Regions from separate parts of the Homo sapiens genome. Here region 1 is linked to region 2. Evidence: read pairs that join two places in POLR2A ChIA-PET (ENCODE). Cell type or tissue: B cell. All regions are shown on one strand. Region 1 overlaps ST3GAL3 (ST3 beta-galactoside alpha-2,3-sialyltransferase 3). Region 2 holds the start of LOC124904165 (a long non-coding RNA gene).

What was found. Peaks named below come from ENCODE experiments on the same cell type or tissue, not always from the same donor. Only the 100,000 strongest peaks of a DNase experiment are listed, where the experiment ranks them.
Region 1: POLR2A ChIA-PET joins it to region 2 with 11 read pairs; 2 of 35 experiments call an interaction of 5 or more read pairs at or near these places.

Annotation. Positions count from the first base shown.
Region 1 is chr1:43,826,785-43,831,784 of GRCh38, reverse strand. The region is part of intron 4 of ST3GAL3 (ST3 beta-galactoside alpha-2,3-sialyltransferase 3); the gene reads right to left. Among named protein-coding and RNA genes, the nearest start is that of MIR6079, 9.3 kb to the left of the region's middle. In B cell, no CTCF peak of the experiment used is centred here; no DNase peak of the experiment used is centred here.
Region 2 is chr1:43,667,038-43,672,037 of GRCh38, reverse strand. It overlaps KDM4A (lysine demethylase 4A), which reads right to left. Exons shown (of 22, transcript NM_014663.3): 8 at 4,947-5,000; 9 at 4,019-4,266; 10 at 2,739-2,938; 11 at 163-533. LOC124904165 (a long non-coding RNA gene) reads left to right here and starts at 4,206. Exons shown (of 3, transcript XR_007066050.1): 1 at 4,206-4,294; 2 at 4,926-5,000. RefSeq lists an enhancer at 4,527-5,000. In B cell, no CTCF peak of the experiment used is centred here; no DNase peak of the experiment used is centred here.

The DNA.
Region 1 (5,000 bases), 160 kb before region 2:
TTCCCTGCACTCTCTGACACTGGTGTGTGTTCATGACCAACAAAGCAGTCCCATCTTTGAGATACTCCCAGGTCTCAGGAAGGATAGCGCAGCCTCATGAAATGATGTATCCAGCATGAGCTGAATGGTACTGGAGAAATGAAGGGAGAAGATCACTGTTTCCACAAAACAGTTTCCAAAAAGCCATGGCATTGAGTACTAATAATACAGATACTTGTTGTTTGTGGCAGGAGATATGAAACTTTCCAGCAATGATACATTTGACAATAGAAAACACAGAGATGGTTCCTGAACCTGAACAGAAAGAGTTGGTGGTGTCTGGGTAGCAAAAGGAATTTTCATATGCACTGATTGGATAACAAATACATAAGTATCTCTTCTCTACCCATTGTTCTAAATCCTTAGTAAGTCAATATATCATACATGGACCCATCAACTGGTTTATACAGGCAGAGGCCTTGCAAAACGTTATTTGGCCAGGGCCCTGTCTACCTTTGGAGCAGTCCTACTCTAAGGTAAGTATTATTTTCATTTTTGACAAGAGAAAACTGACTCCAAAACTCTCTCCTGTTCTTCCCAAAGCCCCTACTTTCTATGATGTAAAGTGTAATCAGCTTAAGGTAAGAAGATTGGAGTTTAAGCCACCAGTTCTACTTACTAGGTGTGCAACCTCAGGTAAGACACAACTGGTTTCCTTAACTCTTAAAATAGCTATAGTAATGCACATTTTATAGGGCTGATGGGAAGATCAGTGAATACCTACAGCAATGTGGGTCACAGTGCCCTTTGAAAGGTTATACAAATATTAGTCACTGTTCCTACTGTTTTAATGTTTGACTTCTGCTTTTACTATTCCTTCTAGATTCATCTGAATTATTATCATAGTTTCAATAATTTAAGAAGGAAAATAACTGCTCATTTATTTTTCTTATTTGGATTCTTCTCTCTCATTCAACTGGCTGTCCATAAATGTATGCCTATTGGGCAGGGAGGTCAAGAGACTTCAGGGGACAGAAAGGGAGGGCCACTAAAACAATTCCATCATCTATGTGCAGGAACTTGTTATAAACTAGCATCCTAGCACTTATGTGAGCCCAGTGGAAGGGCTATATCTCATAAAATTTGTAGTTAAAATCACAGTCAAATCCTCTGTTCAATTCTTCTATAGGTCCCCAGTATAAGATAGAGGTCACTATCATGATTTCCAGATAACATTGTCCCTAAATCCACTAAGTCCAGGCTCTCAAAGCAGGTGTCACAGTTCAGGGGCTATGTAATAGAGGTTAGAGTTATTCAAAGCCACAGTACAAACCAGTGTATCTTCCTGGAGCAATACATGTACTTGAAGATATGAGGAAGAATGTATTAAGAAAACACATACATACTATGGTATAGAATGCAGAATTTTTACAAGCAAAATGAAAGATCTTAAAGATTCTTTTTTGGGGGGCCAGGTGTGGTGGCTCACATCTGTAATCCCAGCACTTTGGGAAGTCAAGGTGGGAAGATTCACTAGAGCCCAGGAGTTTGAGACCAGAGGCAACATAGGGAGACCTTATCTCTATTTAAAAAAAATTTTTTTTAATTAGCTGGGCATGGTGGCATGTGCCTACAGTCCCAGCTCCTCAGGAGGCTGAGGTTGTAAGGATTGCTTGGGCCGGGGAGGCTGAGGTTGGGAGGATTGCTTGAGCTGAGGCTGCAGTAAGCTGAGATTGCACTACTGAACTCCAGCCTGGGCGACAAAGCAAGACCCTGTCTCAAAAAAAAAAAAAAAAAAAAAAAAAAAAAAGGAATTTTTATGCTTGCAGTGGGTTGCTTTGCAATATATGCTCACTCTCCTCTACCACTAAGGGTCCTCTGGAGGAAATGTTTCAGAAGCACTGCACTAAGGAACCTAAGTTTTCCATTTTGGTTCCTACTCTCAAAAAGCTTGAATTTCAGTAAGCAAATAGGTAAGTAAATAAAAGATTACCTTTGGGTATAAGTACGACCACTATTATATACAAGGTATGGAGGAGGCAGACAATTTAAAGTGGTCTTGGGAATTAGGGTGGGTATCTTGAGGAGGTACTGTCAAGAAAAGAGAGAAAGGAGAAGGGCATTCTCAGCCGAGGATACAATATGTGCAAGGGTCCAAAGCAGAAAAAGAGCCTGGCACATATTGGGAATTGCAAATACAGTAGTACTGACAGAACAAAGCCTGTGAGACCACAGCATGGTCTTGCTGCTAGGACAAGGAGCCTGGACTTGCTGATGGAGGCAATGGGGAGCCACTGAAGGATTTTTATGCAGATGAATGACATGCACTAGTCCAAGAGAGAAATGAGGAGACCTGGCTGAAGGGGTAACAGTGGATATAGACAGGAAGAATATTTGTAAGATATATTTGGGAAGCAAAATAATAGAGAGTGGAGGAATGTAACTAACAATTATTCAGCAGTATCTGGGGTTTTGTTTTTATTTTTATTTACATTATTGTTAATCCTTAAACAGCCCTATATGATAGGTATTATTCTTCCCATTTTATGAACAAAGAAATAAAGAAATTCAACTAGGAAATGGCAGGAGGAAGATTTGAATATAGAGCTTTCTGATTTCAAAGCCCTTGGATATTGGTTGTGGCTGTTTCATAAAATACACTTTTTATATTTCCTGATTTCAAAGCCCTTAGTAGTGTTTTTTTTTTTAACAGACTACATTTCTTTTTAGTGCTGAATAGTAGTCCATTGTCTAGATGTGCCACAGTTTGTCCACATACATACTAAAGGACATCTTGATGCTTCCAGTTCTTGGCAATTATGAATAAAGCTGCTATAAATATTCATGTATGGTTTTTGTGTAGACATAAGTTTTCAGTTCCACTGGGTAAATACTTAGGAGGGTGACTGCTAGAACATATTATGTTCACTTTGTAAGCTGCTGCCAAACTGTGCTCCAAAGTGGCCAAACTGTGCTCCAAAGTGGCCAAACCATTCCCACCAGCAGTGAATGAGCGTTCCTACTGCTCCACATCCTTGTCAGCATTTGAGACTGTCAGGTTTTTTGGTTTTTTTTTAGTCATTCTAATAGGTGTGATAGTATTTCACTGTTGTTTTAATTTGCATTTCCTTAATGACATATAATGCAAACATCTTTTCATATGCTTATTTCCATCTGCATATCTTTTTTGACCATCTGGAAAGGGTGTCTTTTTGGTTCTTTTGCCCATTTTTTTAATTGGGTTGGTTGTTTTCTTAATGTTGAGTTTTAAGAGTTCTTTGTATATTCTGAATACAAGTCCTTAATCAGGTATGTGTTTGCAATTTTTTCCCCAGTTTGTGGCTTGTTTTTTCATTCACTTAACAGTGAACTTCACAGAGTACAAGTTTTGGAGTTTAATAAAATCAACGTACTGATTTTTCTTTTCTGAATTTTGCTTTTGGTTTTATATCTAAAAACTCATTACCAAACCCAAAATCACATAAATTTTCTATGTTACCTTCCAGAAGTTTATTATAGTTTCAGGTTTTGCATTTAGTCTATTTAGGTTCCATTTTGAGTTAATTTTTGTGAAAGGTACAAGGTGAATGATTAATTTGTACATACAGATATCTAATTATTCCAGTATCATTTATTGAAAAAATTATCCTTTTTCCATTGAATTGCCTTTGTTCCTTTGTCAGAGATCAACAGACTATATTTGTGTGGGTCAATTTATGGGATCTCTATCCTATTCTATTGATCTATTTGTCTATTCTTTTGCCAATACTACGCTATCTTGATTGTATCTTGATAGCTTTATTGTAGGTCTGGAGTCAGGTACTGTCAATCTTCCAACTTTCTTCTTCTTCATCAGTAGATTCTGGGTCTTCTGCCTTTCCATATAAATTTTAACGTAAGTTGTTGATATTCGAAAAATGACTTGCTGCAATTTTGATTCTGATTACATTGAATTTATAGATCAAGTAGAGAATTGACATCTTAACAATACTGAGGCTGGGCACAGTGGCTCACACCTGTAATCCTAGCACTTTGGGAGGCCAAAGCAGGAGGACTGCTTGATCCCAGGAGTTTGACACCAGCCCCAGCAACATAGCGGACCCTGACTCTACAAAATAAAAAACATAAAAAAAAAATTAGCTGTGTGTGGTAGCGCACGCCTGTAGTCCCAGCTACTTGAGAGGCTGAGGTAGGAGGATCACTTGAGCCTGGGAGGTCGAGACAGCAGTGAGCCGTGGTTGCACCGCTACACTCCAGCCTGGGCAACCCTGTTTCAAAAAAAACCCCAAAACCCCCAAAACCCAATACTGAGTCCTTCTATCAAAATGTGGAATATCCATTTATCTAGATTTCTTTGATTTCTTTCATTAGAGTTTTGTAGTTTTCCTCATTCATATATGGATCTATGCACAAACACATTTACACATATTTTATCAGATTTATCCCTAAGTATTTCCCTTTTTTTTTGGCACTAATGTAAATGACACCGTGTTTTAAATTTTAAATTCCAATTGCTTCTTGCTGGTATATAGAAAAGCAATTGCCTTTTGTGTATTAACCTTACAGCCTGAAAACTTGCCTTAATTGCTTATTAGTTCCAGAATGTTTTTGCCAATCTTTGGGATTTTCTACATAGACAATCATGTCATCTGTGAACACAGTTTTATTTCTCCCTTCCCAATCTGTATGCCTTTTATTTCCTTTTCTTGTCTTACTGTGTTAGTGAAGACTTTAGTATAATGTTGAACAGGAGTGGTGAGAGGGGGGACATCCTTGGTTTTATCTCAATCTTAGGGGAAAAGAATCCAGTGTCTCATTAAGCAAGATGTTAGCTATAGGTTTTTTGATCAAATTGAAGAAGTTCCCCTCTACTCATAGTTTGCTGATAGTTTTTTTAAAAATCATGAATAGGTATTGGATTGTATCAAATGGTTTTTTTACATCTATGGATATGATTATATGATTTTTCTTCTTTAGCCTGTTGATGTAACAGAATATGCATTAATTGATTTTTGAAGCTG
Region 2 (5,000 bases):
GACACAACCACTGCTGGCTAGAGGCACTGACTGAGGGTCTCTCCTGCCCTCCTGCAGCACCTCCATCACACAGATCCACCTCCCTCCCCCACACAGATCCCCTCCCGACAGGGTGTCCTCCAGGGCAGCTCCCCACCCCACACCACTGCCTGGAGCCCATACCTCTGCCAGCTCCCGCTCACTGAAACTTCTAGCGGCGCTTCCTTTCTTCCTCGTGCATGGCTCTCCCACAGTGACCCTGCCATCCCCTTTGGCATAACTGTGCACAGTGAGAACTCCCGTTTGCCCTTGGGCTCGGCAGGAGAGAGGCTCACTAGTTTCTGAATCAGAAGAGATAGAATCCCGTGAAGAGCCAGAGCCCAGGCTAGAAGATGATTTCTTTTTGGAGCCTGAGAAGACAAGGCGTCCCCCTACAGACGCAGGATTCACAGAAAGATCCAAGGCAGCTGCTGCTTGTTCTTCCTCCTCATCCTCCTCTTCTAGTTTGACATTTTTAAGCTCTTCAAATTTGACTTCAGTGGAGTCAGAATAATCTGAAACACACATACACATTAGACAGAGCCAAGTTCCTCCTGCACATGTGAACCTGATGAAAGGCAGAGGGCAAAGCACAAGGAACATGGGCGGGGAATGGGACCTGGCTTCCAATCCTGGCTCTGTCACTGAGGGGCACTGTGAGCCAGGGCTATTTGCTCAGCCTCCTGGCCTCCAGCTTCTTCCTCTGTAATGAGAAGATGCTACTACAGATCTACAGGGCTCATAAATAAGACTCCTGAGCACCGCCTGGCACTCAGCAGACACTCAGTAAGGGGCAGCTGCCATTTCCTCCAAAGTCTCCTGCAGGTAATGCAAGTCTGAGCTCAGCAGAGACCTGGCTACCTAGCCCATGCTAGAAAATCTAAAGATCTTGAAAAATATTAAGAGGGTGGATGTTAAATGTTCTCACTGCAAAAATGACCACTATGTGAATATGTATTTTAAACAGCTAGATTTACCCATTCCACAACTTATATATACTTCACAAATCATGTTGGACCAGGAGCAGTAGTTCAAAACTGTAATCCCAGCACTTTGGGAGGCCAAGATGGGAGGATTGCTGGAGCCCAGGAGTTCAAGACCAGCCTGGGCAACAAAGTCAGACTCTGTCTCTACAGAATTTAAAAATTAGCCAGGCATGGGCCAGGCATGGTGGCTCACTGCTGTAATCCCAGCACTTTGGGAGGCTGAGGTGGGCGGATCACGATGTCAGGAGATCGAGACCATCCTGGCTAACAGAGTGAAACCCCGTCTCTACTAAAAATACAAAAATCAGCCAGCGTGGTAGCAAGCATCTGTAGTCCCAGCTACTTGGGAGGCTGAGGTAGGAGAATCACTTGAACCCGGGAGGCGGAGGTTGCAGTGAGCCAAGATCATGCCTTTGCACTCCAGCCTGGGAGACAGAGTGAGACTCCGTCTCAAAAAAAAAAAAAAAAAAAAAAAAATTAGCCAGGCGTGGTGTATGCCTGTAGTCCCACCTACTTGAGAGGCTGAGGCAAGAGGATTGCTTGAGCCCAGAAAGTTGAGGCTGCAGTGAGCTGTGTTCACAAAGGCTTGGGCAACACAGTAAGACCCCGTTTCTAAAACAAACAAAAAAATTATGTTGTACAAGACAAATATGCACGATTTTATCTGTCAATATAAATAAATAAATTTGAAGAGAAAAAAGGGAAAGAAAATCTGCTGAAGAGAAGCCAGCCCAGCCCAGGGTGTCAGTCCACAGTGCTGCCTGGCTGTCGGCAGACCACATCTTTGGGTCATACCTGACCCAAGACAGATACAAGCCTTTCTCTAACAAATCTAGCCTCAATGACCTTCCAAGTGACTGCTAAACAGCACTGATCACACCACTCCCTCTCTTAAAATATAAATGGCTTCTTAAGCTTCCAAGTGAGCAAATGAAAATGGCAGACAGCCCTACATCATCTCCTATTTCTCCAGCGTCACCTTCTGGTCACACAGCTGCCTTCCACCCTAATATTCAATTGAGGGAAACTCCCCACCAGTTCCCCCAAGTGGACCATGCTATTAATATTTCCCATCTCTGCTGGGAACAGTGGCTCACGCCTGTAATCCCACTTGGCATTTTGGGAGGCCGAGGCAGGCGGATCACCTGAGGTCAGGAGTTCAAGATCAGCCTGGCCAACACGGTGAAACCCCATCGCTACTAAAAATACAAAAAAAAATTAGCCAGGCATGGTGGCAGGCACCTGTAGTCCTAGCTAGTTGGAAGGCTGAGGCAGGAGAATCGCTTGAACCCAGGAGGCAGAAGTTGCAGTGAGCCAAGATTGCGCCCCTGCACTCCAGCCTGCATGACAGAGCAAGACTCCATTTCAAAAAAAAAAAAAAAAATTCCCATCTCCATGCCTGTGCCCTGCTCCTCCCATCTGGGACTCCCTTTCTACATCCCTCCTCTCTCTCTGTCCGCCTGGGAAGGTCCTACTTACCTTGTAAGAGTCACCTTCACCAAAACCTCCAGTGTTTCCCTGACCCCTGACCAGGCAGAGGGAGGAGCTTTTCCCTACGTGTCCAGTCCTCCCTGTACATCCCTACCCAAAGCACTTCTCACACTCCAAGTATGCTATCTGCTCACGGACCTGTCACTCTGCCTTTTTTATTTCTGACCCAGCACTCAATATGGCATCTAACACGGGACACATATATGAGTTAGGGTTGTGGAAAATACACCATAGTCAACTAACCTGGGAAGGTAAGACCATCCTCAACTTGCCGCACAGAGCTATGGGTGGGCCTCACAGGGGCGAGGGCTGCCGGGCACTCCGTCATCTCATACTGCTCAGAACTCAGATCCTCCTTGGGGAAGAGCTCACTCTGACTCACCTCCTGTGGTATTTCAAGACAAACTCGGTGCCTCTTTGTCCCTATTCGGTGCTTGGCCAGGCTGCAAGGGAGAGGGCAAATCTTTTAAGAGCCCACATATACATCCACTTACTCAAACACATTCATACACATCCACACACAACCCAAAGTGAATGGCCAGAGCCTGTCAGGCCTGGCTCAAAACTCAGGGACACCTCTTATTTGTGACTTGAGACAAGGGACTTCACCTCTCTGACCTTGTTCAATCATCTGGAAAATACAGGTATTACCACCCACCTAACAGATTTGTTGTGAGGATTAAGAAAAGGTATGCAGAGTAGCTGGCAAAGTGCCTGGCATATAGCAGGTACCAAGGAACGGTTCCTCCTTTCTTTCCCATATGGCCCAGGATAAATTCTCCTCAGAGCACAGATCCCCTGGCTCAGCCACCAATAGCACTGCAGACTTAAATCACGACATTACCAATGCCCTTGAGTCTCATCCTCACTACACTTCTTTTTAAAAGACTCTCTGATATGATGAGAAAACATGACTTTTCTGGCTCAGAGGGAGCCCGACCTTCGCACATAAATGCCCCCGACCCTCATATAACTGACGCCTTGCTCCAGCAGACTACACGCCCACTACAGGTCTCTCATTCAGAAAGTGCCTGAATGCTCTGGCTCTCAGGTTTCTGGAGCCTTTACCAAGAACACTCCCTTAGCCAAGGCACAAACGGCATCTTAGAAACAGCCTCGGCCGGGCGCGGTGGCTCACACCTGTAATCCCAGCACTTTGGGAGGCCGAGGTGGGCGGATCACGAGGTCAGGAGATCGAGACCGTCCTGGCTAACACAGTGAAACCCTGTCTCTACTAAAAATACAAAAAATTAGCCAGGCGTGGCTGTAGGTGCCTGTAGTCCCAGCTACTCGGGAGGCTGAGGCAGAAGAATGGCCTGAACCCGGGAGGCGGGGCTTGCAGTGAGCCGAGATCGCACCACTGCACTCCAGCCTGGGCGACAGAGCGAGACTCCATCAAAAACAAAAACAAAAACAAAAACAAAACAAAACAAAAAAAACAAGAAACAGCCTCTCCACAGATTACAGGACCTACCCAGACATCCCTCCCTCACGCAGCCAGGACAAAAGGGCTGCTGGGTTACCTTGTCTTCAGGTCTCCTTCCTCTCCATCCTCCACCCCTTCCATGTCCTCCTCTGGGCACTCCTCCTCGTTGCCAGCTCTTGGAGGCAGTTCACTCTCCTTAAGAAACTCAGCTGCTTCTGGCGTGGGCAGAGTATGGTCAATAACTGTGTTGTCCTTCCCAGCTTTCCAAAGTTTGTACCTTTCTGGCTGGAACTTTCTCACAAACACATCCATGGAGATCTTCACCATGTCCTTTCTACAGGAGCACTGTCAGCAGGAACCAGAAGAGCACCAGGTGAGCATACCTTGCTGCTTCCAACTCACCCCCACGTCCTAGCTCCTCCCTCCACATGGAAACAAGTGCAAGATGGTTTATAACCAGATTGTTTTGGTTCACAGGCTGAGGGCATGTTATCCTTGCAGGACCTTCAAACATGAAGGGAAGCAGGGAAAAAAAGGCAGAGAGCACATGCTACTGGGGCAAATCTACCTGGGCACTAACTCGGGGTCACAGAGGGTGGTTAGGCTCTGCACTTAGGCCCCCAGGACGGTGAGCCACCTGCCCTTGTTCCCTGTCCAAGCCAGGAACACACAAGCAAGTCTACTACTATCAGTCAAAGGCCCGACCCTGCTGCTTCCCTAGAGTAAAGGAAACCCCTAAAAATTTCAACAGAGAAATCTCGGAATGGATAAACAAGAGTATTAACGTGTGTGGATGTGGTTTTAATGCCTAATGGACTTAAGAACCTCATTTTATACTTCCCAATTCTGAACACATTTTTAAAAATTCCTTATGAACACAAAATGTTAGTACTCTGACACATTGCTAGCTGCTTGTTTCTGAATTCCAGCAGCTCAAAGAAATACTCTAATCACCAGCCAACGTATCTAACCAGAATTTGCTCATTTTTGTCATGGTGTTATAGAAAGAAATCAAGCAGACTTACCAGCACAGCTTGCTTGCCGTACTCAATCCACCGACGGGTAGCAAAATTGGTAGA